Regions from separate parts of the Homo sapiens genome. Here region 1 is linked to region 2. The links are chromatin loops, found by intact Hi-C in ENCODE. Cell type or tissue: body of pancreas. All regions are shown on one strand. Links, peaks and the distances in the headings refer to the core of each region. The heading gives the core; the rest is flanking DNA.

Evidence for each region. Peaks named below come from ENCODE experiments on the same cell type or tissue, not always from the same donor. Only the 100,000 strongest peaks of a DNase experiment are listed, where the experiment ranks them.
Region 1: a loop joins it to region 2, with 2.6 times the contacts of the local background. A loop is called at or near these places in 53 of 110 quality-filtered maps.

What each region holds. Positions count from the first base shown.
Region 1 is chr2:43,233,221-43,248,932 of GRCh38, reverse strand. The region is part of intron 36 of THADA (THADA armadillo repeat containing); the gene reads left to right. Among named protein-coding and RNA genes, the nearest start is that of LINC01126, 14 kb to the right of the region's middle. In body of pancreas, for the core only: a CTCF peak has its summit at 8,246 (motif pointing right); no DNase peak of the experiment used is centred there; H3K27ac peaks cover 1,692 bases.
Region 2 is chr2:43,467,856-43,483,567 of GRCh38, reverse strand. The region is part of intron 26 of THADA (THADA armadillo repeat containing); the gene reads left to right. Among named protein-coding and RNA genes, the nearest start is that of THADA, 120 kb to the left of the region's middle. In body of pancreas, for the core only: no CTCF peak of the experiment used is centred there; no DNase peak of the experiment used is centred there.

The sequences.
Region 1 (15,712 bases), core at 4,709-12,708, 240 kb after region 2:
GTGGAGAAGAAAAAGTAAAGCAGGAAGCAGCAGAGGAGGGCGCCTCAGAGTTCCAGAGAGCTCCAGAGCACTGCACACACTGCCGAGAGAGCCCAGTCAGACTGGGCACGAGGCTGAGAGTGTGGGGACAGGAAGCCTGTGGAAGCGGCCCGGGCCGCTCCTTCTGAGTGAGGGCTAAATATGGAGGAGATTTGTGTCCTTTTTCTTCCTTCAGGTACAAAACTTTCAAAACGGATTCCATGTGTTTTGATTTCAATATTTTGACCTGGAGGACACTGTGACTCTATGTAAATGCAAATTTCTAATCTGAATTATATGAACATTAATTCATTTCATCAAGAAATTATTTTCCATCGTAACTCCTACAATCCAGTTTAATTCCTTAATCAATTTTCTTTACTGAGCGAGCGTGGTGGCTCATGCCTATAATCCCAGCACTTTGGGAGGCTAAGGCGGGCAGATCTCCTGAGGTCAGGAGTTCAAGACCAGCCTGGCCAACATGGCAAAACCCCATCTGTACTAAAAATACAAAGAAATTAGCCAGGCATGGTGGTGCACGCCTGTAATCCCAGCTACTCAGGAAGCTGAAGTGGGAGAATCGCTTGAACCCGAGAGGCAGAGGTTGCACTGAACCGAGATCATGCCACTGCACTCCAGCCTGGGTGACAGAGCGAGACTCCGTCTCTCTCTCTCTCTCTCTGTCTCTCTCTCTCTCTGTCTCTCTCTCTCTCTCTCTCTCTCTCTCTCTCTCTCTCTCTCTCTCTCTCTATATATATATATATATATATATATATATATATATTTCTGTATGGAGCAGTGAAGGCATTTCCTAAAGTTCTCCTTTATTTTCTTAAATATCAACTTTTTTTTTGTTTGTTTTGTTTTGCTTTAAGATAGGGTTTTGCTCTGACGCCCAGGCTGGAGTACAGCAGTGTGATCACAGCTTACTGCAGCCTTGAACTCTGAGGCTCCAGTAATCCTCCCGCCTCAGCTTCCCAAGTAGCAGGGACCACAGGCATGTACCACCACATTCAGCTAATTTTTAAATTTTTTGTAGCCACAGGTTCTCACTATGTTGCCCAAGCTGGGCTTGAACTCCTGGGCTCAAGTGATCCTCCCACATCAGCTTCCCAAAATGTTGGGAATATAGGCATGAGCCACTATGCCCAGCACCCCCCTTTTTTTTTTTTTTTTTTTTTTTTTTTGAGACGGAGTCTTGCTCTGTCGCCAGTCTGGAGTGCGGTGGCGCGATCTCAGCTCACTGCAACCTCCGCCTCCTGGGTTCAAGCGATTCTCGTGCCTCAGCCTCCCGAGTAGCTGTGATTACAGGCACCTGCCAATACTCCCAGCTGATTTTTATATTTTTAGTAGAGACGGGGCTTCACCATGTTGGCAACTCCTGACCTTTGGTGATCTCCCCACCTCAGCCTCCCAAAGTCCTGTGATTACAGGCATGAGCCACCTCACCCGGCCGTGCCCAGCCTTTAATAGTGATTTTATTTTTATTCAACAATTTTAGTCAGTAGGACTTTTCATGCCCAGTTTTAGAACTTGTGAGTTTTATTTTTTGTGTTTGTTTCCACCAAATCACAATTTCCCCCAGTCATTGTCTTGTTATTTGCAGTTTTTAGTGTTACTAACAAAATGACTTCTGGGGTCGGTTACTTTGAATTTTTTTCATGTGCTGCCATTTTCAGTGTAGTCTGATTATCTTCACTATTAACATTCACTGAAAAGTAGAAAACAGCCTGCCTCTTCCTGGAGTCCCTCCTCCCAGCTTCTCCACTGAAGACCTGGTGCTTAAAGGAAGGGAAGTTTTCTGGGCAGTGGACCCCTGGAGTCTCGAAACCCTTAAGACTCAAATGCTCCTCTTAGCAGGTAATTTCAATCCATCCCGCAACAGTTTGAGCATTCCTCCTTTTTAGTTGGCCCAAAACCCAGAGTCTTGCTGCCCTCTAAACTCTGAATTGTTCTCCCTTCCTTGGCATGTTCCTGAAAGGTTTTCTGTGGACCTCTCCCTTCTCTTGCCTGCCTTCCAGGCTTCTCCACACTCAGCGTCAGCCTAGGGCCATGTCAGCGGTGATTTCCCATGCCTTTGGGAAATGTAGTCACTCCAGGGAGGCTGCTGGGGAGTGTTGGCCACAGGGGACAGATAGGAAAGGCCTTGAGAGCTCTGGGGAGTAAACTCCATTTCAAGATATAAAATTCCCAGAAATTTTGAAATCACAGGCATTTTCATTTTGAACACTGTTTATAAATCTTAAAATCATGTTGTGAGTTTAAAAGTCATTTATACCTTGATTTGGTCATTGCATTACCATAAACTGTATTTGTTCTATTTAGAGCTGTAAAGGCCTAGGGGGTGAGGTAGGGTGCCTATAGTAAGGGAACTTTCTGGATTCTGTTTTTTTTTGTTTGTTTGTTTGTTTGTTTGTTTTTGAGACGAGTCCTGCTCTGTCACCCAGGCTGGAGTGCAGTGGCGCAATCTAAGCTCTCTGCAACCTCCACCTCCCGGGTTCAAGTGATTCTCCTGCCTCAGCCTCCCAAGTAGCTGGGACTACAGGCGCCCACCACCGTGCCCGGCTAATTTTTATATTTTTAGTAGAGACAGGGTTTCGCCATGTTGGCCAGGCTGGTCTCAAACTCCTGACCTCAAGTGATCCGCCTGCCTCAGCCTCCCAAAGTGCTGGGATTACAGGCGTGAGCCACCACGTCCAGCCTCTGGATTCTGTATAAGACTGGGAGGCGGGTGCCTAGTAAGGGAACTTTCTGGATTCTGGATAAGGCTGGGAGGTGGGCGCCTAGTAAGCAGACTTTCTGGATTCTAGATAAGGCTGGGAGGTGGGCACCTAGTAAGGAAACTTTCTGGATTCTAGATAAGGCTGGGAGGCGGGCGCCTAGTAAGGAGACTTTCTGGATTCTGGATAAAGCTCGGAGGTGGGCGCCTAGTAAGGGAACTTTCTATATTCTGGATAAGGCTGGGAGGCGAGTATCTAGTAAGACACTTTCTGGATTCTGCATAAAGCTGGGAGGCAGTAATGTTAAAGTCCTCAAGAGAGAAACATTATCTTCTTGAGTTTTTCTGATTTTCAAATTCTAGTCTTCAGTTACACCTCAGGACCATCTGCACCACCCACCCATATCCCACCAGTGTGTTTTGGGAGCCAAGCAGTCCCCTTTCTTGAGCTCTGTGCTGTGTTTACAGTACCTTGACTGGGCACATTCTTCAAGACTAGCACAGTGCCTTTTGCTCATGACAGCTCTGTTGAAATGAATCAGTCATTTGCTTTTCCTCTCTCCCACCTGAAGCCCTGAGTAAGCTCAGAGGGTTGAGGGTGGGAGTGGGAAACCAGGCAGGTGACAATGAGGGCCAGTGAAGCTTCACAAAGAACTCAGAAGGAACCAGTAAGTCTTAGGAGCTCAGGCCAAGAAGACTTACTTTCTTATAAAAGAAAGAAGTTGCTGGGCGTGGTGGCTCATGCCTATAATCCCAGCACGTTGGGAGGCCAAGGCGGGTGGATCACCTGAGGTCAGGGGTTCAAGACCAGCCTGACCAATATGGTGAAACCCTGTCTCTACTAAAATTACAAAAATTAGCCAGGCGTGGTGGTATGTGCCTGTAGTCCCAGCTACTAGGGAGGCTGAGGCAGGAGAATCGCTGGAACCCACAAGGCAGAGGTTGCAGTGAGCCGAGATCACACCACTGCACTCCAGCCTGGGCGACAGAGCAAGACTCCGTCTCAAAAAAAAAAAAAAAAAAGAAGAAGAAAGAAAGAAGCTCCAGTAGTGAAATAAGCTGAAGAAAACTGAAGTGACTTCAAGGAAAGGAAAAAGAGAAGTTTCAAGATCCAGGCTGGTCAGTGAGGAATGTGGAATGTGTCCTCAGAGCTGGTGAACTCTGCCCAGGCAGAGGAGAGGAGGCTGATGGAAGGCAGACCTCAGGTTGCCCAGCACTTGCCAGTCTGTGGAAGCCTCCGTCACTGGCTCATGACACAGGGGTAGGGAGGAAAGAAGAGGGCTGGGTGCTGCCATGTCCAGGAGGAGTGCTCTGGGGTGAGTGGCCATGCAGATAGGAATGAAGTGCAAGGCACTTACCACCTGGTCAGAGTTGGAGGCGATCGAACCCTCTGGGAGGCTCTGCAGAGTGAAATCATCAAGGAGCAGGCATAGGGAGGGACTCATCTGCTGTGGAGGGACTGGCTTTGCACTTTTCACAGGAAAGGCCTGACACAGTTCAGGCCCCAAAGGAATCGTCACCAAATGCAAGAATGCCAAATGCAGGCCAAAATGGCTGGACAGGGCCCACTGCTTGCTCTGCTGTCCCTTCACACACCAGGGCCCCAAGGACTGGCCTTTATTACCTGCTCCAGAACAGCCATGAAGCCCACATGAACAGCCCATGGGTGCCGTACCCTTTCCTGCTGAGCTCCAGAGATTGCCACAGGAAACAGGAGTGAGGTGCACACAAAACTGGGTATAATGGAAGCACCCGGAAGGGCTGGAGGCTGTGACAGCTCCAGGTTGTAAGCCCCCTGGAGAACCACGTCTTTTTCACAGATGGTATTTTCTGAGAGCAATATTTGTTTGAATCCATTCCTTATTTGCTACTGTGGTTTGAAGTGAACAAATGCAAGTATTTTTCTAGGGTTTGAGCTGAGTGTACTGTTAACTGGCTATAATTTATCAGTCCCTTTTTGGTGAAGTATGTCCCTATTGAATAAGAAGTGCACACTTTTTAACTCTTATGAATTGCTTATTTTCATTCATATTGGCTGTGTCCATTTTTAAAATCAGGGGAAAAATTTTATTTACCCAGTGTTTTGAGGTGGGCCCACATTTTTAAAATCATAGTTATTTTAACTTTAAAAATAAAGATTTTTTGGAATGTATTGTTGATTAAAAATAATAATAAAGATTTTGAAATTATCTTTTCTTTTAAATGAAAACAAAGGATTTGCTAGGGTATTTCTGGTTTCATAATAGGTCACCAGGAAACATGTTTACATCAGGCAGTCATAGGTTTTAGGCATGTAACACTTCTGTGGAGTTTGTATTCTTTGGGAACTGGACCTGCAGGTATTCTGGGGAACCCAGGCCATTTGTTCCATTTGAAAATAGCTAAAGCATGAAGAAAAGGCAAATTCTTAGAATTTTAAAGGGTTTTCTCTCAAGTAGTTTTAAAATTTCAAATGATGGTGTTGTATCCCTTCCCTTCAGACCTGGAATCACATTTTCCCCTCAAGACAGAAAGGGCTCTGCGGCAGGTTGTGCCTGGGAAGGGGCTGCTTCTCATTTGTGGCCACCTCTCTGCCCAGGAGCTGGTGAGGAAGGGTGAACTAGGGGATGCCTTTCAGAACAAAGGAGGTGAGGAGATGAGCCCCTCCACATCTGCCCCAAATAGAGACCGGCGTACTAGACTGAGCACTCACAGAGACGTTCACGAAGGGACTGTTTGCGGTTGTGTGAGATTGGAGGCAGGCCTACAGCAGGGCTTCTCATCGTTGGCACTGTGGACATTAATTGGGGTGGTAGGGCTATCGTGAACACTGTAGAATGTTGAGTAGCATCTCTAGCCCCTACCTACTAAATGCCAGTAGCACCACCAACTCTGACTCTGACAACCAAAAATGTCTCCAGACACGGGCAGATGTACCCTAGGAGCAGTGTGCCCTCTGGCTGAGAACCATGGGTGAAGGGAAGCAGTCATGATGTTGAGGCACCTACAGACAAGAACAGTAGGAAGCCCTTCCCACCCCTCTGGCTGAAAGGGAGACCCCAGGAATAGTGGAAGTCAGGGAGGAGGAGCTGCCCAGCAGGTGCCCTAGCCATGAGGGATGCAGCCACTGCTAGAATCTTCGCAACTTTCTGGGGAGGGTGCAAGAAAGAAATACCGCCAACTCCTCTCACTTCTACCCTCCAGTATACCAGTGCTCCCTTCACATTAGGAGAAGTCAGCTAGAAGCCCGGTGGCAAGGACACCTGGGTAAGGCAGTCTATTGAAATCAGCATCTTGGGGCACTGGGCAGGGTGGAGGAGGGGCACAGAATGGAAAACGGAAAATAATCATTCTGTTCATCCATCCATCCATCCATGTATTCAGTACTTATGAGCAGCTTAGCAAAGTGGTCAAGAATGTAGGTGCTGGGCCGGGCACAGTGGCTCACACCTGTAGTCCCGGCACTTTGGGAGGCCAAGGTAGGTGGATCACTTGAGCTCATGAGTTCAAGATCAGCCTGGGCAATATGGTGAAACCCTGTCTCTACCAAAAATACAAAAATTAACCAAGCATGATGGTGTGCCTATAGTCTTAGCTACTTGGGAGGCTAAGATGGGAAGATGGCTTGACCTGGGAGATGGAGGTTGTAGTGAGCTGAGACCACACCACTGCACTCCAGCCTGGGTGGCAGAGCCAGACCTTGTCTGCACAGAAAAAAAAAAGAAAAAAGAATATAGGTGCTGGAGTGCTGGAGTCAGATAAGCCTGGATTTGTATCTGGCCCTACCACTTGCAACCTGTATCCTGTATGATCTTGAACAAGTTGTTTATCTAAATGTCAGTCACCTTGAGTATAAAATGGCAACAATAATTCTATCTACCTAGACCTTATTCTTGCAATCTTGGATTTTTCCCCAATGGGAAAATGCAAGTCACAAGTAAATTGCATAGTATAAGACCACAGTCAAGTGCTAAGCGGGTGGTATCTGGGCAGTACCCAGTGTTGGTTTTATAGACAGTCCTGGGAAAGGAAAGACACAGGGTTCAGCCATGAAGTGCCCCCCTCAGCATCTGTGAACACCTTGAGCACTGTGCAGATACAGTGGAGAAAAAGTCCCCAGTGGGCTGAGAAACACCACAGGATCTGCGTTGCGTCCTGAGGGACAGGCCGGCAGGCTAAGTGAAAAGGAGGAAGAAGGGACCCCAGAGCAGGGAATGGTGAGTGAATCAAAGCCAAGAGAGTTGGAGGGAGGGGGAAGGCCCAGATAGCAGTGTGGGGAGACCACTGAGATGAGGTTTGGTTGAGGGACTCAGTGTTCTCTCCTGTAAAAGTAAGGGGAGGGCCTGGGGCCAGCTGCCTTCTTCAGTACCATTTCACAGGGGTCACCAACTCACATGTCCACAGAGACCACTCAAGTGAGCACGCACGTGAAAGGCGCGCGATGGGAGGCAGTAGGGCGGTCCCAGGCTGGAAGCATCCGCCTTCTGTAGGCGTGGCCACCGCTCTGCTCCAGCAGCTGCTGCCGTCTTCTAATGCAGGCCTAGAGACACCACAGTCTGATTTTCCTAATTTTCAAAAGATGCTAGAAATTTGGATCTTTATGAGAATTGCCCTGATTTTTTTTTAAATCCATGTGAGCTGTACTAAATAGTCCCTTTGCACCCCTGTCCAGACACTGCTGGTAAGTCCAGACAGGGGTGCAAAGGGACTGTTTAGTACAGTTTAGCTGACACAACTCAGCTTAGAACCCAAGTTGTGTGTGTTTGGATTCTGCCTCCGCATATACTTTCTTTTAAATAGTAGGCTCTAAGACTTAAAACAAAAAGGATGCCAGGCAAAGTGGCTCACACCAGTAATCCTAGCACCTTGGGAGGCCTAGGTGTGTGGATCACTTGAGCCCAGGAGTTTAAGACCAACCTGGGCCACGTGGCAAAACCCGTCTCTACAAAAAATACAAAAATTAGGGGGGACATGGTAGTTTGTGCCTGTAGTCTCAGCCACCAGGGAGGCTGAGGTGGGAGGACCACTTGAGCCTGGGAGGTCGCTGCAGTGAGCTGTGATTGTGCCACTTTGCCCTAGCCTGGGCGACAGAGTGAGACCCTGTCTCAAAAAAATAAACATAAAAAAAAGGAAGAGGGGTCCACCTGGGCCCGGTGAAGTCTGAATTCCCCCCAGACTTAATATCATGGCCAGGTAGGGATTTGGGGGAAGGGATGGCTGTGGACAAGGGCACAGACAGGGACGAGGGCAGAGAGAGGGTGGGCCATAGTCCTGGTGCTGCACCCGGCCCTGGCACTTGGCCCAGTGCATGCTGGGACTAGGGCTGCCCTTGAGAGCTCTGGCCAGCACATTTGGTTCTTCTTTGATGAAATTTTTTAAATTTTCAGATAAAGGACAGAGACTGTTAACCACAAACACCTATGTTCCCCGACCCAGACTTCCTACTGGGTTCTTTGCAGCTGGGGAGATGATCCCCTTCCATTCCTTAGGACACTGACCTTCCTCTGGGCCATTTGTCTCCAGTAGGGGTCAGCTGGGAGCTTTTAATTGGTGGTAAAGGTTGAAATGATGGCATTTGATAGCATGGCCATGAATGTACTCACAGAGTGCCCCACCTGGAATCCCAGCTCTGAGCCTGGGCTCTGATGGCCCTGGTGGGTGGAGAGCCCTGGCTAGTCTCGGAGTAGAGGGTAAGGGGAGGTAGGGGACTGAGAGGCTTCTGGCAGCCCCAGGAAATGTTGACTGGCAGAGTCAGCTGAACCGAGCTTGTTTTTCATGACTAATTTAAAGTTCAGGCTCTTCCCCTGCTAAGGGGAAGTGAAGACGACCATGGAGAAGACTAGAAATAATGAGGTTATCTGGAAACGGCCTCATGAAACCTGAATGTATTTTTGCTCAGAAAAAAAGAAAGTGCAGTAACACTCACTCCGTCAGACGCTGCCTTTGCTGCCCAGGCCACCCCAGCCTGCCTGGCCTCGCCTCCAGTCCTCCCTTTAGTGGGCAGCTTGTCTCCCTGCGGCCCAAGCTTGGGCTCCTCACTGCCTCTCGGTTGTGTGTGTCCTCTCACCCACCCTGCTTAGCCTGTCTGTGAAGCCACCTCCTCCTTCCACATTTGTTTTTCCTTTCTGTCTTTTGATTACCCCTACTCATGATATAATTTGTCTGTGTCACACACCGTCTTCGACTGTTTCGTCACACTTCGTGTGGGTCAGCTTGCCTCTGGCAACTCTTCTCTCTCTTAGAGTGGTTTTCTGGGTGGTTTTCCTCATGTTTCACACAGCGTCCTCCACACACAGGTGATCAATAAATACTTGTGGGTAGATAAAATATCAGATTGATGGGTGAATGGGTGAGTGGGTGGATGGGTGGTGAGTTGGTTGGATGGCAGGGCCACCCAACACCTTGGCCAGTCCCCTAAAGCTGAGGGATTTTTCAGATGCCTGAAGGAGGATTCTCCAGAGCTAGGGGCAGGGAGAATTCAACCCATTGCCATTTGCACAGCATTTACTATGCTGATTGCCCTCTCTTGAGAAGGACTAGAAGGCAGACTTGACCAATGGCCTTAGTCTAGAAGTCATCTCCCCCATAATACTTTAAAATCAGACCATGGGCTTTTTAATCCGTGGTCTGAAATAGTTTTCAAGGTTGGCACCTGGAAGACATCCACTTTGACATCTTTCTTTCATTCAGTAGTTGAAAGCAACCTCAAAGTCTGTGACTTACCTGTCTACCTGCCTAGAAATTAATAATCACTTCCCCTAGTGGGGGGAATCAGAGGCTGAGATTTGTAGTGGAGGCAACACACTGTGTGAGGCCTGGGTCTTCACCTCCAGCCCTGTTGGGGGGCGGGGGATGGGGGTGGAGGCGCTCATCGTGGAGGCAGAGAAGAAGCACCAGGGAGTATCAGCACATAACAGGGTTTCTGATAGCTAGGCATCTGCCTTGGATGGGGAGCCCTGATGTGGCTGGGGCAGTAGCAAGATGAAGGCTATACTGCAGCAGCCCTGAAGGCTCTGGTTTGCTTCCCTCCTCTGCAGTCCCAGTGAGTTATCCCTTCACAAGGATGGAAGGCACCAGATTAACCAATTCTAAATGCTGATCCATCACATTTCCAACATGATTCCAAATGACCACATGTTAATCCCACTTGTGTAGGCCTACCACAGACATGAATGTGTACCAGCTAACCCCACCCATTTGAAGCACTCCAGGAAGATTCTAGGGCATATTTCTTCTTGCCCTAGCAGTGTAGCCGGTGGGAGGAAGAGCCTCGGAGATCATTTATTCCCCACATTGACGTCTTCCTCCCACCAACCCCCAGCTCCCACAGCTCTTGGCATGTGAACCACTCCACTGAGCACCTGATGTCCCTGCTGTTGCCTGGGTGTTTGTCTTACCTTCCCACCTAGACCTCCTGCTTCTTCATTCCCTTTTGTGGCTGATTACTATTCCATTGTATGAATTTATAACAGCATTTTATTTATCCATTTATTAGCTGATGGACATTTGGGTTATTTCCACATCTTGGCTCTTATGAACAAGGCTGCTATGAACATTTATGTACAAGTTTTTGTGTGGATGTGTCTTTTTTCTCTCTCTTAGATACACTCCTAGGAGTGCAGTTTTTGGGTCATAGGTTTAATCTTTTGAGGAGAACTGCAAGACTGTTTTCCAAAGTGGCTACACCATTTTACACTCCCACTAAAAATGTATGAGGGTTCCAATTTCTCCACATCTTTGCCAAAACTTAACTTTTTTTTATTATAGTCATCCCAGTGGGTGTGAAGTGGAATGTGACTGGGGTTTTGATTTGCATTTTCCTGATGATTAATGATGCTAAGCATCTTTTCATGTGTTTATTAAGAGTATTAAGAGTTCTTTATGTAGTTTAGATACAGTCCCTTGTCAGAGACAGGATTTGTTCATATTTTCTCCCTTTCTGTGAATTATCCTTTCACTTTCTTTTTGATGTTACTTTGAAGCACAAAAGTTTTCCATTTTGACAAAGCCCAGTCTTCCTTCTCTCCCTTCTTTCCTTCCTCCCTCCCTTCCTTCTTTCCTTCCTTTTTTTTTTTTTTTTTTTTTTTTTTTTTTTTTTGAGATGGAATCTTGCTCTGTCATCCAGGCTGGAGTGCAGTGGCACGATCTTGGCTCACTGCAACCTCCACCTCCTGGGTTCAAGCAACTCTCCTGCCTCAGCCTCCCAAGTAGCTGGGACTACAGGTGTCCACCACCACGCCTGGCTAATTTTTGTATTTTTAGTAGAGACAGGGTTTCACCCTATTGGGTCAGGCTGGTCTCGAACTCCTGACCTCAGGTGATCCACCCACCTCAGCCTCCCAAAGTGCTGGGATTACAGGCATGAGCCACAGCACCCAGTCTGACAAAGCCCAGTTTCTCTAGTGTTGCTTGTGTTTTTGATGTCATATCTAAGAAGTAGTTGCCTAATTCAAGGTCATACAGATTTACTTCTATGTTTTCTTCTGTGAGTTTTCTAAGGCCAAGCGTGGTGGCTCAAGGCCGGGCGTGGTGGCTCACGCCTGTAATCCCAGCACTTTGGGAGGCCGAGGCGGGTGGATCACGAGGTCAGGAGTTCAAGACCAGCCTGGCCAAGATGGTGAAACCCCGTCTCTACTAAAAATATAAAAAGTTTAGCCAGGCACAGCGGCAGGCACCTGTAATCCCAGCTACTCAGGGAGGCTGAGGCAGGAGAATTGCTTGAACCTGGGCAGCAGAGGTTGCAGTGAGCTGAGATTGCGCCACTGCACTCCAGCCTGGGTGACAGACAGACTCCATCTCAGAAAAAAAAAAAAAAAAAATCAAATGAGTTTTCTAGTTTTTGCTCTTACATTTAGGTGTTCGGTACATTTTAATTTTTGTATATTGTGTGAGGTAGGGGTCCAACGTCATTCTTTCGCAGGTGTGTATCCAGTTGTCCCAGGATTACTGGTTGAAAAGACCGTTTTTTCCCCATTATTTTGGTACCCTTGTCAAAAATCATTTGACCATAAATGTGAGGGTGTGTTTCTGGACTCTCAGTCTGTTGATTTGTGTAATCTGCCCTTGCTGTTCTGTTGATCTATATGTCTATCCTTATGCCAGTACCACGCTGTCTTTATTCCCTGGTTTTTTTTTTTTTTTTTTTGAGACAGAGTCTTGCTCCATCACCCAGGCTGGTGTGCAGTGGCGCGATCTCGGCTCACTGCAAGCTCCGCCTCCCGGGTTCACGCCATTCTCCTGCCTCAGCCTCCCGAGTAGCTGGGACTACAGGCGCCCACCACCATGCCTGGCTAATTTTTTTTTTTTTTTTTGTATTTTTAGTAGAGACGGGGTTTCACTATGTTAGCCAGGATGGTCTCGATATCCTGACCTCATGATCCACCCGCCTCGGCCTTCCAAAGTGCTGGGATTACAGGCGTGAGCCACCGTGCCCGGCCCACGCTGTCTTTATTCCTATAGCTTTGTAGTAAGTTTTGAAATCAGGAAGTGTGAGTCCTCCAATTTTGTTTTCTTTTTCAAGATTGTTTTGGATACACAGCAGATTCTTTATTTTTTGTAGCAACACGGTCTTGTCTCAAGTGATCCTTCCACCTTAGCCTCCCAAAATTAGGGGATTACAGGTGTGAGCCACTGAGCCCAGCCTCTCAGCAGATTCTTAAAACACACTTGTTGCTTGGCTGCTTGCTTTCTTGTTTCCTTGATGGACTGGCCAGCCTGTAAGAGCCTAGCTGGCCTGCATGCTTAAGTGACAAATTCCTCTCCCTACTCCAGCCTCCCTTCATAAGGCATTTGGCCAGTAGAGATCTAGGCAGTTCTGGCTGAGCTGTCTTAGTCCAGGGCAAGGTAGTAAGAGACCGAATTTGGCAGGTTGCAGCTGGTCCCTCAAGCAGGAGATCTAAATCCAACTCATCCTTCCCCCCGCATCCCCAAAACATCTCAGCATTCCTTCCTCTTCTGTCCTTGCCTTGCAGGCTTGGAGTCTGGGTAGTTAAGAGTTCTATCTAGACCCACTTCTGGCCACATCACACCAGCTCTTCCCTTTTGCCTGTCATCCCGCCACTCTCCTGCCCCTTCCTAACCATGATTCATGGCAAAATGGTGCAAGATGGGCCAGGCGTGGTGGCTCACGCCTGTAATCCCAGCACTTTGGGAGGCCGAGGCAGGTGGATCACAAGGTCAGGAGATCGAGACCATCATGGCTAACACGGTGAAACCCCGTCTCTATTAAAAATTCAAAAAAAATTTAGCCGGGCGTGGTGGCGGGTGCCTGTAATCCCAGCTACTCGGGAGGCTGAGGCAGGAGAATGGCATGAACCCGGGAGACGGAGCTTGCAGTGAGCCGAGATCCCGCCACTGCACTCCAGCCTGGGCGACAGAGCGAGACTCTGTCTCAAAAAAAAAAAATGGTGCAGGATAGAGGCTACCTGTCCTGTCAGGTGGGGCTAGTGCAGCAGCCTAGCCTTCCTTGGTGGCATCTCTGGTCACCCCCATAGGTTCTTTATGGACTCAACAGGAATGTCACTTGAGCTGCAGATACTGATTTTGCTGATGGATGATGAAATTTTTTTCTTCCCTGTTGGGCTTTCAGTCCTTGCCTTAAGGAGACCATAAAAAAAGTGGTGGGAGGCCAGGTACAGTGGCTCATGGGTGTAATCCCAGCACTTTGGGAAGCCGAGGGGGCAGATCACTTGAGGTCAGGAGTTCGAGATCAGCCTGACTAACATGGAGAAACCCCGTCTCTACTAAAAATACAAAATTAGCCGGGTGTGGTGGCGCATGCCTGTAATCCCAGCTACTTGGGAGGCTGAGGCAGGAGAATCTCTTAAACCTGGGAAGCGGAGGTCGCGGTGAGCCGAGATGGTGCCACTGCACTCCAGCCTGGGCAACAAGAGCGAAACTCTGTCTCAAGACAAAACAACAACAACAAAAAAGTGATAAGCTGGGCACAGTGGTTCATGCCTGTAATCCCAGCGCATTGGAAGGCTGAGGCGGGTGAATCACTTGAGGTCAGGAGTTCAAGACTAGCCTGGCCAACATGGTGAAACCCCATCTCTACTAAAAATACAAAAATTAGCCAGCCATGGTGGCAGGAGCCTGTAATCCCAGTTACTCAGGAGGCCGAGGCAGGAGAATCGCTTGAACCCGGGAGGTGGAGGTTGCAGTGAGCTGAGATCACGCCACTGCACACAAGCCTGGGCAATACAGCAAGACTCAGTCTGAGAAAAAAAAAAAGAGTGATAAACCCACTGGGTGCAGCGGCTCATACCTGTAATCCCAGCACTTTGGAAGGCTGAGGTGGGTAGATCACTTGAGGTCAGGAGTTTGAGACCAGCCGGGCCAACATGGTGAAACCCAGTCTCTACAAAAAATACAAAAATTAGCTGGGCAAAAACAAAATTATCTGGGTGTGGTGGCACATGCCTATAGTCCCAGCTACTTGGGGGCTAAGGCAGGAGAATTGCTTGAACCCAGGAGGCGGAGGTTGCAGTGAGCCAAGATCACGCCACTGTACTCCAGCCTGGGCAACAGACTCTGTCTCAATCAATCAATAAAAGTTGAAGGGAAAAAAGAAAGAAAAAGGCCACTTAATTATCCCTTCTCTATACAGATTCTCAGCCAATTGAGAACTGCAGAAAGGAGTTAGGTAGAGGTAAAAATGGAGATTGTATTGTAGGTAGAGGCCCAGTCAACACATGGCTCAGACCCACAGCCAAAATGCACCTTCACCCCCTCCCCTTTTCTGTTTCCTGGTTTAAATCTGGGTTCTAGGCTGCAGAGCAAGCAGCATGGGGAACGGGGACACTAAAGGGCAAGTGTCCTGGGGGACTTATCTGGAGCTCTCAAGATGGTGAGATCAGTACTTTCACCTGCTTACATGCAACTAGGTGCTGCTGTGTGACCTCTGAATAGTCCTGGCCCTACTGCAGGGTCACTACCCCTGCTGACCCCACCATCAAAACCTCTGGATTGTTGATGCTGGGTCTCCAAATCTGCGCTTTGCATGCACCATGAAACTTGTTGCCAACTGTAATTTCTTGATGTGTGCAAGTGGGTTACATAATACCCAACCCATAGGATGCTAGAAGGACTGGGGAGACAGCATTTGATCAGGGCCTGGCACTCACTAGGCCCTCAGTGGGGCCATCCCAGTAAGCCTGGTTCAACACCCACGGGAACTAAGCCTGCTGTTGCAGATTCTCGGTCGTCTGCCTGTGTGCCGAGTAAGTCTTTCGGGGGCCAGATGGTCAGGGTAAGTCTGTGTGCTCAAGTTAGAGATGTGGATTTGGGAGTGATCAGGGCTCAATAGAAATGCATCATTGAAAGACAGGCCTTTCAATGTCAGTTGGTGCAAGATGGGCCTACAGAGGTCCATTGTGCAGTGGGCTTTCAGTCCCGTGTTTCAGACACCCTCCAGGTTTGGGATGGGAGGGGCAGAGTTGTTAGGGGAAGTGACAACACCCCTGAGCCTCCCTCCAAACCCATATTTAGGATTGTCTAAGGCCAAATGTTGAAATAAGCAATGGTTTCCCCAAGGCCCCCTGCTTCCTCTTTCTGCACCCTTCTATTCTTTCAGTGCCCTTCCTCCAAGCACCCAGGAAAACAAGGGTCCAAAAACAAAAAACTCCGAGACAGAGGGCAGCAAAATAGGAGCCAAATGCAGCCTACCACCTGCTTTTTACAGCCCATGAGCTATCAATGGTTTTTACATTTTTAATTGGTTGGGAAAAAATAATATTTTGTGACACATTAAATTCAAATTTCAGTGTCCATAAATAAAGTTTTATTGGAACACAGCCACAACCATTTGTTTACAGATTGTCCATGGCTGCTTTCAGCCGAGGTGAGGAGGTATAGGCTTGCAAAGTCTAAAATATTGACTCTCTGGCCCTTTAAGGAAAAGCTTGCCGATGCCCTGCTCTAGGATGTGTCTTGTGCCCAAGAGATCTGCTTTCCAAGGAAAGGGCAAACCAGTCAAATCCAGGCAGATGTGCAGAG
Region 2 (15,712 bases), core at 3,807-11,806:
GAAAAAAGGAAATAGGAATGAGAAGTTTTTAACTGTGAAGAATGTGAGAGCTTTTAATTTTAGTAATCTGAAGATCGGTATGGACCATTATGTGTACAAGGCTTCTGTTCCCTGTTTAACCCATGAAGATATATTTCTTGGCAGCTCCCATTAGGTTTGCTTTGCAAAACCTTTAGTGTCTTAAATTTGCAGTTGCTTGTGATGGTTCTTTTAGTTTTAGTTTGTTTAATTATGTCACTTTTTGTTTAAATGTTTATATGCCTGTTCCTTCCAATATTAACTTTCTGAAGGAAGGACCTTTTTCATCTGTTCTGGGTACGTAATGGGCACTTTAAGAAGGCTAGTAATAATGATATCTTGGTTGGTTACTTATCCACCGGATAACTAACCTCAGCCGGTGACACACCTCACAAGTCAGTTGTTTCCTTTCACAACCACAGATTGTCCTGCTCGCAATTTGGAAATGTGTGTTCTTGGTCAGAGGGAACTGGACATAAAAAGAACATCTGCTTTTTCCATCTAATGGGAAATAAAGGTCTGACTTGGAGTAAACAAACCTGGTTTCTAGGCATTTTGCTGCCACTGGAGATGACCTTAATAGGCCCCCTTATCCACTTTGCACTTCAGTTTCTCCATCTATATACCAGGAATAATAAGATCTGTGCTGTCTACTCCTAGGGCTATTGTGAGGATAAAACAAACTATTAGAAGTTCATTTTCTTTAACATATTGGAAGTCCTAGGCAATTAGAGATATAGTTTGGTTTTTCTTTCTGTTACCACTTCTGTGATTGTACTCATCTGATTGTCTTGCTCTTAAGACCGTGCTTTTTGAGGACAAGGTCAGTATCTTAACCATTCTTGGGTACCTAGAGTCTAGCATAGTATCTGGCATATAGAAGGCATATAGGAATAATTGCCTAATGAATAAGTAAATTTTGTTACTAGAGGAGAAATAAGAAATCTGGTTTCTACTCCTGCGTTTGTTACAATATAACCACTATAATCAACTGAGACAAAATAGCCAACCTCTCTGGGCTTTGGTTTTCTTCTCTGTAAAATAAGGTTTGGAATATTCCTGAGGTCTTTTCTTTTTTTAAAATACTAAAGTAAGGCTTTACATAATGTTACTGGAATTGTAAGTTTGGTAAAATGATGTATTCCCAGTGCCGTAGAACAGTCCCTGTCGCATAGTACAGACAAGAAGTTCCTGTTTCATATATAAAGAAAGGAGCAGAGGATCCTTTGTAAGTGTGTAGAGGGTACCTGTAATGACTGAATTTTTGCACCCATTAGTCTTATTTTAGATGTGTTTTTTGGGTTTTAAAGAATGAGAAAACAGAAGTTTCACTTGTGCTTTTAAAGTAATATTATTACATTTTAACTTTTAAAGCTCTTTTCCTTTCTGTTTATTGCTGCGTGACTGACTTGGCCTGACAGAATGAAGAACTGATTTTATGTAAAATCAGAACCAGCAAAGCTCTGCAACCTGTGCAATATGCATGTTTTCTAAAATAGCCTCCATCTCCATGTGAGTGAGCTCAGCTTCATAGCTCCTCATTTCTTACAGGACAGGAGCTAAACTAATATGGCGCTTAGCTCTAGGTCTTTCCTTTTAGCCCCTGTGTGTATTAACTTTCAGCTGTGAGTCCCAGCTAAATGATACATGTCAATATGTAGCAATCAGAAAAGGTTTATTTTTGACTTCTTGGAGTGTGCTTTGCCAAAGCTTCATGCAGGTTCTTAATGTATAGCATTGTCTAGCTTTTGCACACTCTCCACCTTAAATCAGTGAGCCAATGAGAATTTGAAAGCACTTATCATGAACTCAGTATTAACATAATAGGGGAGTACATGAAGAATATAAAACTTGGATCTTACTCAAGGAGTTTACAGTTCAGTTAGGAAGACAAAAATTGTTACATGTGAGTCAGATACAAATAGGAGACACCATATAAAAATCACCTGTACAATGTGATGTGAGTGATGAACACATTAGAAATTTATAAATGGTAGAATTGAGTGGAGTATATGTTGGGGGGAAGTAGTATTTTTTACAAGGCATTGGGAAATGAGTAGATTTGGGGTACATGGAAACAGGTAGATTGAAAGAGGAACAAAATAATAGTTTTGTTTACTGTGTTAAGTACAATCTCTATTCTGTCTTATTAAAGAGAGCTCATATTCAAATTAATAGCTTAGGATAATTTAGTACAATTTAAGAAGAAAATGTGTTTCTAAAATCATGGGATGATCCAAGTAAAATTGTTTCTAGTGACTATGTTGGGAGATGTTAAATTGTATTTATTTTATTTTCCAGGGTATAAGTGATAGAGAATTATTTTAGTTATTTTTCTTAGCATTTTAGTGGTGTAGGTCTGGAAGGATCCTTCAAGGGGCATCTAATCCAGTCCAGCATCGTGCTTATAGAGAGATTTTGAAGCAATTTCCAGACAGACTGGCTTCTCTCCTGTTCTTCATGTTTTCTAGGAAAAGAGATTCCACAAGTTTCTGTGGTTACCCACGCTATTGTTTGGGAAAGAATTGAATTCTCAAAACTAAAATTGAAAGCTGCAGGGCAATTGGGTTTTCATATTTTAGAGAATGTAATTATTAGAATTCAGAATAGCTTATTTGCTTCGAACTACATAGTAACTTGTAGCAAGCCCTATTTGGCCAAATTGAAAAACAGAATTTTCTTTTGACTGTGGCCGGGGTAATTTTTTTTTCTTTTTTTTTTTTTTCCCCCCCAAGACAGAGTCTCGCACTGTTGCCTGGGCTGGAGTTGAATGGCAGGATCTCAACTCACTGCAACCTCTGCCTCCCGGGTTCACGCAATTCTCCTGCCTCAGCCTCCCGAGTAGCTGGGATTACAGGTGCACACTACCACACCTGGCTAATTTTTTGAAATTTTTTTTTTTTAGTAGAAATGGGGTTTCACTACATTGGCCAGATTAGTCTTGAACTCCTGACCTTGTGATCGCCTGCCTCAGCCTCCCAAAGTGCTGGGATTATAGGCGTGAGCGGCCAGGGTAATATTAACATCCTCAAACCCAAACAGTTCTAATTTTCTCCACTGAACAAGCATTTATTATGTTTTTACTCTGGGCCAGGCCCTCTGCTAGTTACTGGGATCCAAAGATAAATCAGAAATACTCTCTGCCCTAGGGGACTCCAAGTCTGATGAAGAATATGGCAGTTATCTGTGGTGCTGGAGTCTCTGTTCAGTTGTGTAGAAGGACAGGAGAAGTTGTGAAGGAAGGTAACATTTCTTTAGTGCGTGGGCCATGCCAGACCCTTTATACATGTCTAACTTAGCCGAGATCACAGCTCTGCGAGGTAGGCAGTATCATCCTCATTTCACAGAAGAGGGACCTAAGGCTCATGAGGTTTAGCTACTTGCCTGTGGCCATACAGCCAGAAAGTGGCAGAACTAGAACACAAAGCGAGCTCCATCTGCAGAGCACATGCTGTTACACACCAAACAACGGATTCCCTCATGGGCAGGGTGTCACCTTTTTGGAGTTGGCTTTAGATTTTATTTTGTCAGACTCTTTGGGAAATTAGCCACTTCACCCAAAGTCTGAATGTTGACCAATAATCTCAAATCTCCCACATAGTAGGTTGATTTTAGCAGGAAAGGTAGGAGTAAACCAGAGGAGAATTTTGTTTTGGGTTGACTTTAAGATTCTTTATCTGGACGGTAAAAGACAATAAGGATGTGTATTTTTTGGTGCATGAATGTTATTTACCTCAATGAGCCCCTCGCTGTTCTCATGTAGACAGAGGTGAGGGAGGAGAGGAGCAAGGCTCAAGGTTTCTAATGTCAACCGGGAATGTCGTAAAACTATGAAGGTAGAAATCTTAGTTTTCTGGTTAGAAAGTAGAGAATGAATGAAATTACCCCAATAAGGATATCAGTGTTGCTAGCAAGAAGTTAACTTTTTTTTTTTTTAACATTTATCTCTATAAAACTCTTATGTTTGATAATAGTTTGGTGCTATTGATAGAGGATTTTGAGGCTTATGATAATTCTTATGATTTCTCTAGACTTAACTCTTTCTCTAGAGTGTGTGCTTATGTCTTTCATTGATATCTTTAATTAAAATGATACTAATAACCATTATTATTATTTGTTTTTATCTTTGAGAGGACCTAGGAAGTCATCCAGTCTCATTCTCATTTTGCAGATCTGAAAATTGAGGTGCAGAAAAGTTAAGCAATTTGTGTAAGGTCACAGAGCTAGTGCTGGTGATAGAATTTAATGGTTATTTTTAGTTCACAATAAGCTCAACTAAAACATTTTAAAAAATCAGTCGATTATTTAGAAATGAAGTTTCTGTTAGCAACAGTAATAGTAGTTTGGATTCAGATGATTCTGATTTAAAGTATGAAGTTAATTTTCTCAAAGAGGTGCTTTAATTATCATAAGATTATAAATATTAATGATTTGAAAGTAAGTTAAGAGCTCTAGTGTTTTGGTATAGTCTGGAGTGTCATTCATGCATTTTCCAGAGTTGTTTGTAGAATTAACATTCAATCATTTATCTACTCTTTAGGCAGAGTAGATAAATGAGTATTTTTGGAGACTGAGAGGTAAAGTACAAGTTTTGTGTAACCCTGGTTGAGATGTTCCTAAAGTCAGAATTAAGTCTGTACTGACACTTTGGCCTATTAGAGAGTTTCATGTTTCAAGTTTTTGTTCATTCTTAGGTTCATAGATTACAGGTAGGAGAACCACAAATAAAGTTTTTAACTGAAAAGAAGTTCTTCAAAAGAAATGTTTTCATGAACTTGAAGTGGGAATTAGTCATTGTGTTCTTAAATATTGACTCTTACGTGGACGAAGTAATCTTTATTTCTAAGTACTGCTTCAGGCTATTGCCTTCTTTAATAACTAAGGCATTGTTGCTTTAGTTTGAGCATGTTCTATGGAATTTTGGCAATGCATGTATCCTCTTTCTGCATCTTAGTAAAAGCATGAGTAAATATTTTTTCTTAGCTTTGGTATTTTTGTAGCTTACATTTTATATGGGCCAGACTAATATAATGTAATACCAGGATTACATAATTTAAGACGTCAGGATTGCTTCCAGGAGTATGAGATAAAGTCTTCATTTATCAGGGGGTTTACAAGCAGTATTTCTTGCCCCTTCAATACCTGTAGAGCAATACCACTGAGCTATTTTCCAAATGAGAAAATGGAGTCTAAGAGGTTAAAGCCAGAGGGAACAGTTTCTTTAGAACTTGGATAATATTTCTTTATTCAGAACTTGGTCCTTGTAACTACTGATTTGAGTAATGTACAGTTTGGAAATCTCAGGAATTTCCAGCTATTGTTGTTATACATTGAACTTTTAAATAAAATATACTCTTAATTTTTTCATTGAATACTCCTTATGGACCTTGGCATCCTGGTATATACAAAAGTAGTTTATAACATGTCTGAGATTTCAAGGAGTTTACCATTTATTGAGAGGTAAGACCAACATGGAAACTAGTTTAGGAAATGTGAGAATCAAACTCTCTGGCACTGACTGTCAGGGGATAAGAGGTCAGAGGAGGATGAGGCCATTCTCCATGTAGCAGTCTGGGTTGAATCCGGACTTGAAAGGATGGTCAGGATTTCAATAGGTAGAGAAGAGGGTGTTGCATATGGGATCATGTAACATAAACAGAGATGTAGAAGTTGGAACACACATTGTACATGTCTAAGAAAATTAAAAGATGAATCAGATGAGGAAAGAGAGGACATGTGGAAGTGTTCATTCAGTCATTCATTCCTAGAGCAAGGATTCATGGTCACTTAGTCTGCATAGGCACTGTAGTAGGTTCTGAGACTATCAGTGAGTGTGGAAAACAGACATGTCAGGAGACTAGTTTGAATTTTACAGAACATTGGGATTCATTTAGAAGTCTTTGTATCAGAGTATTCTGTGATAAAACCATTGCTTTAGGAATTATTTGAGAAGTGATTGCATTCTGTACCACTGGCTGGTGGGCATGGAGAATGTGATGCAAGGCCTTGAAAGGGAGTGCCACTTCTAAATTGAGTAGCAGCTATGTTAATGGGGAATATATGTCCTATGTTTTAACGAATACTAGTTTTCTCAAGAAATTAAGAGATGTTTAGTGAAAAATAGATTTTTCTGTTATTCACTGACTAGAAATGCTGAATTAAATAATGACAGGTTTCTCAGACCTGTGCTATAATGTGTTTTGAGAATCATCAAGAGTGGGATATAGCATGCAGTATGAGCATTTCCCTAAATTATTTGACCATGGAGATTCTCTCTCTTCCCTTCTCTCTCTCTCTCTCTCTCTCAAAGAACATATATTGCCATTTTTTTTCCATCCAACAGTTTGGGGAATACTGCTGTCGGGATACTGATTAAAGCAGGTGAAAGGCATATTTCTGATTATTAGGAGCAGTAGATATATCTACTGTGAGAAAGACATATATATTTGAGATATATCTTGGCAGCAACAGAAAGGATTAGTTTTAGTTACAGCTAAATACACTGTAAATTATCCCACATTGTCAGATAAAAATGTAAAATAGCGTCCTACATATAGTAGGTAGTCAATACATTTGAATCTAGGAAAATTTCATAATTGTAGACCTTTAAAAATTCTATAATAACCAAAATGCCTCTTTGAGAGAATGAACTTTATATTCTAGGTTAGAATCTTCTAACATTTTGTCAGAAGAACATAATTTCCATTTTCCCAATGATTTGACCATTAGTATGGGGAAGATAGTGCCTATAATACAGTTGGTGAACTGATCAGCAAGATTAGTACCTAACTTGCATGACTGTGATATATGTATCTGTTTGTGGGGTGGGTGAAGAGTGCCGACAGGGAGAACGACATAACATAGTAACCAGCTTTGAAATACAGTCTTGCTAGTAAATTAAGTAGCACACTCTGTTGTTGTCATTCCTAATCCCCACAGTAATAGCACCGTCTGTTAACATTTACCCAGAGGCTTGAAATAATTCAGACTTATGCAGCTAGAATCCTTTTGGCTGCGAATAACAGTAAACCCAAATCAAAATTTAAATACAGACAACTTACTATCCCATATATAACCAGGAAATTTTAAAGAGGATTGATTCTTTTGAGGTTGAAAACATCATCAGAGACTCCGATTTCCCTTCTTGTTTCTGCTGTGCCATCCTTGATGTGATGCCATGAGCCCCAGGCAAGCTTCCTTCATGGTTGCAAGATGGCTTCAGTTCCAGCCATCATATCCAGACACTGCAGTGTCTAGGCACAATACCCAGTGGCCTTGTGCATTTCTGTTTCTTTTTAAGAGCAACAGCATTTCCTCCTGTTTATGTTCCCATGTTCCCACCTCCACACTCTACACACTTTTCTTCATATCTTGTTGGCCAGAGTTAACATCTTAGCATGGCCCAGCTTATCCCTGGTGATAGAAATAGATCCACTATAATTAGACTAATAGGATTCATCAGTTGGGTCTGGGGTTGGTGCTGGTCCTCCCCGAAGCACGTGACTACTCAGAAGGGTGAATACCCAACCAAAATCAGTTCTGTTAAGAGGAAGGATGAGATAGAGGAATAAATATTGATTAGGCAACTAATCATGTGTGCTACTACATTCTTCTAGGCTATCTGAAAAGCTCTGAAAATGTTTGTGTTAAGAACAGTGACTTAAGACTATGTATGTAGTATTTTAGCTTAATAGGAAAATATGTTTTTCTTTTATGTATTTTCTTTATGTAATTATTAAAAGATGTGAAGTAGTACAAGTGTCTAGATATATGATTCCATAAAATTCATTCCTGTAAGCAGCTTGCATTATAAAAATCTCACCCAGGAACAAAGTGTGTGTCTTTACACATGACTTTACTAAGTTTTGTAGAACGTTAAAATAGAGATTCTGAGTAGAATGTAATCAGTTCCTAACCACGAAAATGCTATTCTGCAATATGAAATGTCTCCCTGGTTCAGAGCTAATCTCTAACAAGCTAACAGAATGTTAACATTGTTTTTTAATATAAACTCTAATTCACTTTCGAATTTCACCTCTATATTATCACATTGATTTTCTTCTTGTAAGGCCAAATAATGTGAAGTCAAATAGTCTTTCTAGGTTTTTTTTTTTTTTTTTTTTTTTTAAGACAGGGCCTAGCTCTGTCGCCCAGGCTGGAGTGCAGTGGCTGGCACAACCTTGGCTCACTGCAACCTCTGCCTGCTGGGCTCAAGCCATCCTCCCGCCGCCTCAACCTCCCAAGTAGCTGGGGCTACACGTGCGTGACACCATGCCTGGCTAATTTTTGTATTCTTTGTAGAGACCGGGTTTCGCCATTTGCCCAGGCTGGTCTCAAATTCCTGAGCTCAAGTGATCCACCCACCTCAGCCTCCCAAAGTGATAGGATTACAGGTGTGAGCCACCATGCCCAGCCGTCTTTCTAAATTTGTTGGGATTATTAATTATTTTTATTTATGAACCAAGTGTTTTGATGTAACTTCTTGGTCTCTGAACTCAACTTAGGTCAGTTGTCCTGAACAATCTCTCTTTCTCTGTTTGCTACGTTTCTTTCTTTTCTGTCCTCTAAACTCTAAATGTTTTTTTCAGCATATACTGCCTCTATAGAAGTGGTCCATGAGGCGGTCTGGGTCAGGGCAGACCGCTCAGGCTTAGTAGAAGACGGGGTCAGACTAACTTCTCTTGAGAAAGAAACAGGTTACTAAATCTTGGAGGGCTAGAATTTTCCACTCTATAAACACAATTCTAGAAGCATCTAATACTCTTCAGACATCTTCATCTTTCTTTTATTTATCTCTATGATCACTCAAATTCTGAATACCTGAAGTTGATTTAGATACATATAAATGGTCAATTGCATACTTCCCTCCTTCAATTCACTTGATTTCTTCTTTTGCCCCCTATAAGCAAAGCCTTCTTATGCCGCTGGTTCCATTTTCTATGATTAGTGTCCTGTTTAGATGATTCAACATTTTTTTTCTTCATCATTCATTCAGCACAGACGTTTGCAAGGTTCAAGGATCTGAGTACTAAGGGGAGTACAGACATTTATAAAATATGGTCGAAATCTTTGGGGAAGAGTGGAGGAGGAGAGATAACACTTGAACTCGGCTGTAAACGTAACTCTAAAACAAAGTGGAAAGCTGTCAGTACTCTGTGAACTCCTTTCCTCTCTCTCAGGGGAAGAGCCTGCATGTTCCACTCCTCCCATTTCCTCACTTCAGCTTCACTGTGTAATTGTACCTGGAACAGAGCTCTTTCTCACAGTCTTAAAACACACATCCTCTTTAAACCCCCATCTCTTTAATTCTTCTTCCATTAAGGTGAGAAAATGTCATCTATTTCTGTATCTTTCTTCCTTCTTTTGCTCTATCCATATGACACTAAGTGATTCAGGTCATGGTTTACAAACACAGAGCAGTATTGATGATATGCCTCTCCTACCTGTACAGTCATGCCCCACATAACATTTCAGTCAATGACAGACCACATATATGACGATGGTTCCATAAGATTATAGTGGAGCTGAAAAATTCCTATCCCCTATGATGTCTCAGCACAATGTGTTAGTCGCATGTTTGTGGTGATGCTGGTGTAAAACCTACCTCTGCTGTGCTGTCAGTTGTATAAAAGTCAAGCATGGGCCGGGCGCGGTGGCTCACACCCGTAATCCCTGTAATCTGGGAGGCCGAGGCAGATGGATCACCTGAGGTCAGGAGTCTGAGACCAGCCTGGCCAACATGGTGAAACCTCGTCTCTACTAAAAATACAAAAATTAGCTGGGTGTGGTGGCAGGCGCCTGTAATCCCAGCTACTCGGGAGGCTGAGGCAGGAGAATCGCTTGAGCCCAGGAGGCAGAGGTTGTGGTGAGCCAAGATCGCGCCACTGCACTCCAGCCTGGGTGAGAGTGAGACTCTGTCTCAAAAAAAAAAGCCTAACATGTACGATTATGTACCATAATGTGATACTTGACACAAAACGATGATGTTACTGGTTTATGTATTTACTATAATATATCTTTTATTGTTATTTTAGAGTGTACTCCTACTTATTAAAAAAAAAGTTAACTGTAAAACTGGCTCGGGCGGGTCCTTCGGGGGTATCCAGAAGAGGGTGTCGTTCTCATAGGAGACAACAGCTCCATGCTTGTTATTGCTCCTGATGACCTTTCAGTGCGACAGAATGTAGAGGTGGGATATTGATGATCTTGACCTTGTGTAGGCCTAGGCTAATGTTCATGTTTTCTTTTTAACAAACAAGTTTAAAAAGTAGGATAATAAATTTTAAAAATAGGAAAAGCTTATAGAATAAGTGTATAAAGAAAGGAAATGTTTTTGTACAGCTGAATAATGTGTTTTAACCTTTGTTACAAAAGATCAAAAAGTTAAAAATTTTAAGTTTATAAAGTAAAAGTTACAGTAAGCTAAGATTAATTTACTATAGAAGGAAAAAATTTTTTAAATCAATTTAGTGTAGCCTTAGGATACAGTGTTTATAAAGTCTCCAGTAGTGTACAGCAGTGTTCTAGGCCTTCATGTTCACCCACCACTCACTCTGACTCACCCCAGAACAACTTCCAGTCCTGCAGGCTCCATTCGTGGTAACTGCCCTAGACAGGTGTGCCATTTTTTTTTATCTCTTATAGCATATTTTATTCTTTTTCTATGCTTAGTATGTTTAGATACACATATACTTACTGTGTTAGTATTGCCTACAGTATTTAGTACAATAACATGTTGTACAGGTTTGTAGCATAGGAGTAATAGGCTATACCATATAGCCTAGCTATGTAATGGGTTATACCATGTAGGGTTGTATAAGTATACTCTACGATGTTTACACTACAATGCAATTGTCTAATGACACACTTCTGAGAACATATCCCTGTTGTTAAGTGACAGGTGGCTGTATTTGGAAATGAAGTTATATGTACTAAAAACACATTGTCACTGGCCTTTAAGAGTGACAAGTGCCCGGTTTTCCCCAGAAACCTAGCACCAGGTCATCATCTCCATCTCTTTCATGCTTTAATTAAGCCAACTTTCCGTTTAGCTTCAAACACTTCAAGGAAATAAAAGAGGTTCTTTCAATGATTCTCTTGTTTTGATTAGTTATCAATATTATAGTAGCATAGGTTTCAATTTTTAATTGTTGCAAAAGTGTAGTGTTTCAATGGTGAAGTAATTTCTGTGGGCTGTCTGCAGTGCCACCATTTATAGCATTTATGTCTTTGGAAAAACGTATTTCAATTGCCATATGACTATAAGTTGTGGGCTTTCCATCTCTGGAGATATCATACTTAAATACTTGCCTGTTTTTAACCTTTCTGTTTTCAGCCTTGGCTACCTTCAAAATTGTGCTGTCATGCACTGCCAAACTGGTTGGCTGTCCCATGAAGATCAAATTCCATGACATCCATGGCATTTTTTATGGAGGTTTCTTTCTCTGGAAACTTTTCTTCCCCCAATCCCTGTTAAATCGAAGTTTAACGGTTTTTCAGGGCCTTGTGTATAATATCACTCTTTGTAGAATTTCTTTAATCAAAATAGCAAAAGGAAACATGTTTCTTGGTTCATTTATCTTAGTCTTGAGTGGGTTTGTGTGCATGATCTAATATCTTCATTATGTATTAAGGATCAACTGTATGCCAGACTTAGTGCAGGCATTAGCAACTTATTCTTAGGGAGCATACAGTGTGCTGGAAATGAAACAAAACAAAAACCAACAGGCACAAAATCATTACAGAACAGGTAAGTCTTATTGTGAAGTGACAATAGTGATAAAAACGAAGAAGAGGGAACAATCATTAATTAGGAACCAAATGTTATAGTATTATTCTAGTATAACTCAAGTAAGTGTTTGATTGTTGTTACATGTTCTGTCTATGATGTATATGTTTTAGCCTATATATTAGGAAATGCTTGGAGTTGTGTTTGCTGTTTACAAGAGGTTTCCCTACTTCTCAGAGAAACTTACCAATTTTAGATATGTACTCTTTATATTACTTTATTTTGCTTTTTGGGACAGAGTCTTGTTTTGTCACCTAGGCTGGAGTGCAGTAGCACAATCATAGGTCACTGCAGTCTTGACTTCCCAGGCTCAAGTGATCCTCCCACCTCAGCCCCGCCGCCGAGTAACTGGGACTACAGATGTGCACCACCCTGCCTAGCGAATTTTTATAATTTTTTGTAGAGAGAGAGTCTCACTACATTGCCCAGGCTGGTCTCAAAGTCCTGGGCTCAAGTGATCCTCCTGCCTCGGTCTCCCAAAGTGCTGGGATTATAGATGTGAGCCACCATGCCCAGCCAGGTGTGTATTCTTTATAATCAGAGATACTCTATGATATAATTGTCAATATTTTTATTTTGGGGGGTGACAGTAAATGAGTATTTAGCAATATTCTCTGTTCCCCTGAAATTTGTAATTTTTGGTATATTTACTTAGGAGAACCACGGACCTTTAGAGACCTGAGTCCAAGTGTGAATTGAAGAAAAACACCTGTATGTTTTCAGTAGGCCTATAGACTCCAACTCTTTTCCTACATTTATTTTTTCTTACTACGGTCAGTCTTTTGTCCCTCAGGTCCTCCCCATTATCACTACCCATCCCATAGATGAGCTCTGTTTCCTTATATTCAAAACAAATATTCTTCAACTGAGATTATCTCTTCCTTGCTACCAGTTCACTGCTGATTTTACAGGTTAGCTAAGTCTAGTGAAACTGCGGAGTCTTCCAAAGCCAGGTGGATGAATGGATTATGCTGTGGTCTAGGCTAGGTCTTGTTGCCTCTATCTGTTTCACTTTTGTTCCCTCTTTTTATGTTGAAAGTAGTATATGCTTATTTAAAATAATGGAGAATATGAAAAAGTTAGAGTCTTATTCTTGTCACTCAAATACAATTTTTGTTAGCATTTTGTTGCATTTTCCTGTCATTTTCTCATTCGTGAGTGTTCAGTTTTTATAAGGTATATTACTAATTATTATATACACACAGTTTTGTATCCTCCCTTTTTCGCTTATAGGAGGCATTTTTCATGTAGTTATGTAATCATTCATCTTCTAAGAGGTGCTTAAGTAACATTCCTTATAATGGACAAATCGTAGTTTACTTGATAATTCTACTACTATTAAACATTTCGTTTCCCCCCTAGTTTTTAATATTATTAGTAATGGTATGGTGAGCATCTTTACGTATAAAATGTTTTAATGTGTAGGGTTATTTCCTACAGATAGATTCTCCTAGGTGTAATTTATGTGTCAAAGGTTATAACTGGCCTCAGACTCTATTTACATATTGTCAGATTTCTTTTCTTTTCCTTCTTTCTTTTTTTTTTTTTTTTTTTGAGACAAGGTCTCACCGTGTCACCCAGAGTGAAGTGCAGTGGGGCGATCTCAGCCCACTGCTGCCTCGACCTCCTGGGTTCAAGCAATTCTCTTGCCTCAGCCCCCAAGTAGTTGGGGCTACAGGTGTGCCACCCCACCTGGCTAATTTTTGTGTTATTTTTAGAGATGGGGTTTTGTCATGTTGCCCATGCTGGCCTCAAACTCCTGAGCTCAAGTGATCTGCCTGCCTCAGCCTTCCATAGTGCTAAGATTGCAGGCATGAGCCACACCCGGCCCTTGTCGGATTTCTTGAAAAACATTTTTTCCCATGTCACCTTCCTACTCAGGAATTTTTATTAGCTTTCTGTTGCCTACAGTCTAAAGTCATACCCATCTAATTGGTCCTTTTCGTTTTTAAAACACTTTCTAAGAAACTTTTTTTGTTTTAACCACCTACTTATCATTGAGCATTACATTCCATCTGATTTTCCACATAATAAAAAGTGATGCAGGGAATATTCTCTTATGCAGAGAGAGGCATGTTTTTTTGGATTTTTTGAGGGGATAAATGATCAGCAGCGAAAATGCTGGGTTAAAGAATATAAACATTCAATGAAACTAATAACCAAGCCTTTTAAAAAATAAGATTATATCAGTTTACAAATTTACCAGTTATGTATAGTCTTCCTAGTAGTGAGAATAATAATTTTTTTTAATGTTCATTTAAGGGAATGTGAGGGGGAAATTTCCGTGTTTTTTTCAGTTTGCATTGTTTTTATTACTAGTGAGATTTCAGGTTTGTCCACATTATTTGTTGGTTAATTGTATTTTCTTCGGCTTAGCTTTCAAGGCCCTCTGTAAGTTGGACCTGCCCTTTTCACCTTATCTGCTGTTATTCAAACCCACAAATATTTATTAAGCCCCTGCTGGCTAACTTCTCCCACCCCAACAAATAAACACACTCTAATCAAGCCAATCTCCCTATTGTTCCCTTGAACTTGTCGGGCTTTTCCTTTTTATGCTTTTGTTCATGCTTTTTCTACTCCTACAGTGCCTGTCCCTCCTCTTTTGCTTACAGTATGCTGATTTCCCCCATCCTTTGGGTTCAACCCAAAGCTTTTTTCCTCTTGGAAATTTTCCCTGACCTGACCAACTTGCTTGAGGACAGGGTCCGGGGCTCATACTCCCTTGTATCCCAGTGCCTTATTTAGGATCTGCCTAATATAGTAGGTAGGCAATGATGTTGCTTTAAAAATGCATCTTGAGATAGGGAGACCTAGACTTAACTTTTGGCTCTGACTTTGAGCAATTTATTTTAGTCCCCCGGGCCTCAGTTTCTTCATCTCAGGGTCAATCATAAAATGGGGATGGTAATAGTATCTGCTTCTAGAGTTGTGAGGAATAAATGTGGTAATGGTCATCCCAGCACTTGGTCTTCCTTTCCTTAGGACCCTTCCTGATGTGCCCCAGATTCTGTATGCCATCTCTTTCTTGCGGTGGTATTGTTTCTTGTGAATTGTTATATGCCCTCAGATACCAAATTCTTAAGTTGGTGGGGGATTGTATTTTAAATTTTTTGCCCATCCTAAAGCGCTGTGTAAATGCTGATTGAGTATAATTGAGTAGCTTTGGTAGCAGTGAGTATAATTGGGTAGCTTTGGTAGCAGTGAAAATGAGGGCAATGCAGTGAGGAGGACCTCATTTTCAGTCTTTTACTAAAAGCTTTACTGACCCTTTATTGGAGAACTTTCTCTTAGGGCCTTTAAAAAATATTTAATTTTGTTGCTTATTCAGCCAAATGGAGTTAGTTATTCAGTAGAAAATGGTAAAAAGATCCAAATAACACCACCGGATTTCACTTTTCCATATAGTGTTTCAAAGCGTTGTATTCATTAATATTTGTGCAAAAACCTATGGTTAATACCACAAGAAGTCATAAACTAAACCAGATTTTTCCCCTTTTTAACTTTCACATGACTTGGATTAACAACAGCGTTACTCCCTAATTTACACCAAGCATTCTCAAAAAGCTGAAACAATGATTCATGTTTAGTCACCGTGTGACTGGCTATTTTCATTTATTTAAAATATAAACAACAAAAAATATCCTGGATAAAGATCTCCACATATTTTAACTAGTGACAGATGCTATGATCAGTATTTTTACTTAAGTCAGGCATTTTTTACTTACACCTCAAGCCTTGCAATTAAGCTTTAGGCCTTTCCAAGCATAACAGTTAACCAATAAACCAAAATATCAGCCTGGTCTGGCTTAGCTCAGCGGTCTTTTGATTTCTTCCAGTCTGTTTGATGTGGAGGCTTATTGAGATTTATCTACTGAGCTGTTCATAGTTTGTAGGGCTGAGAGCACT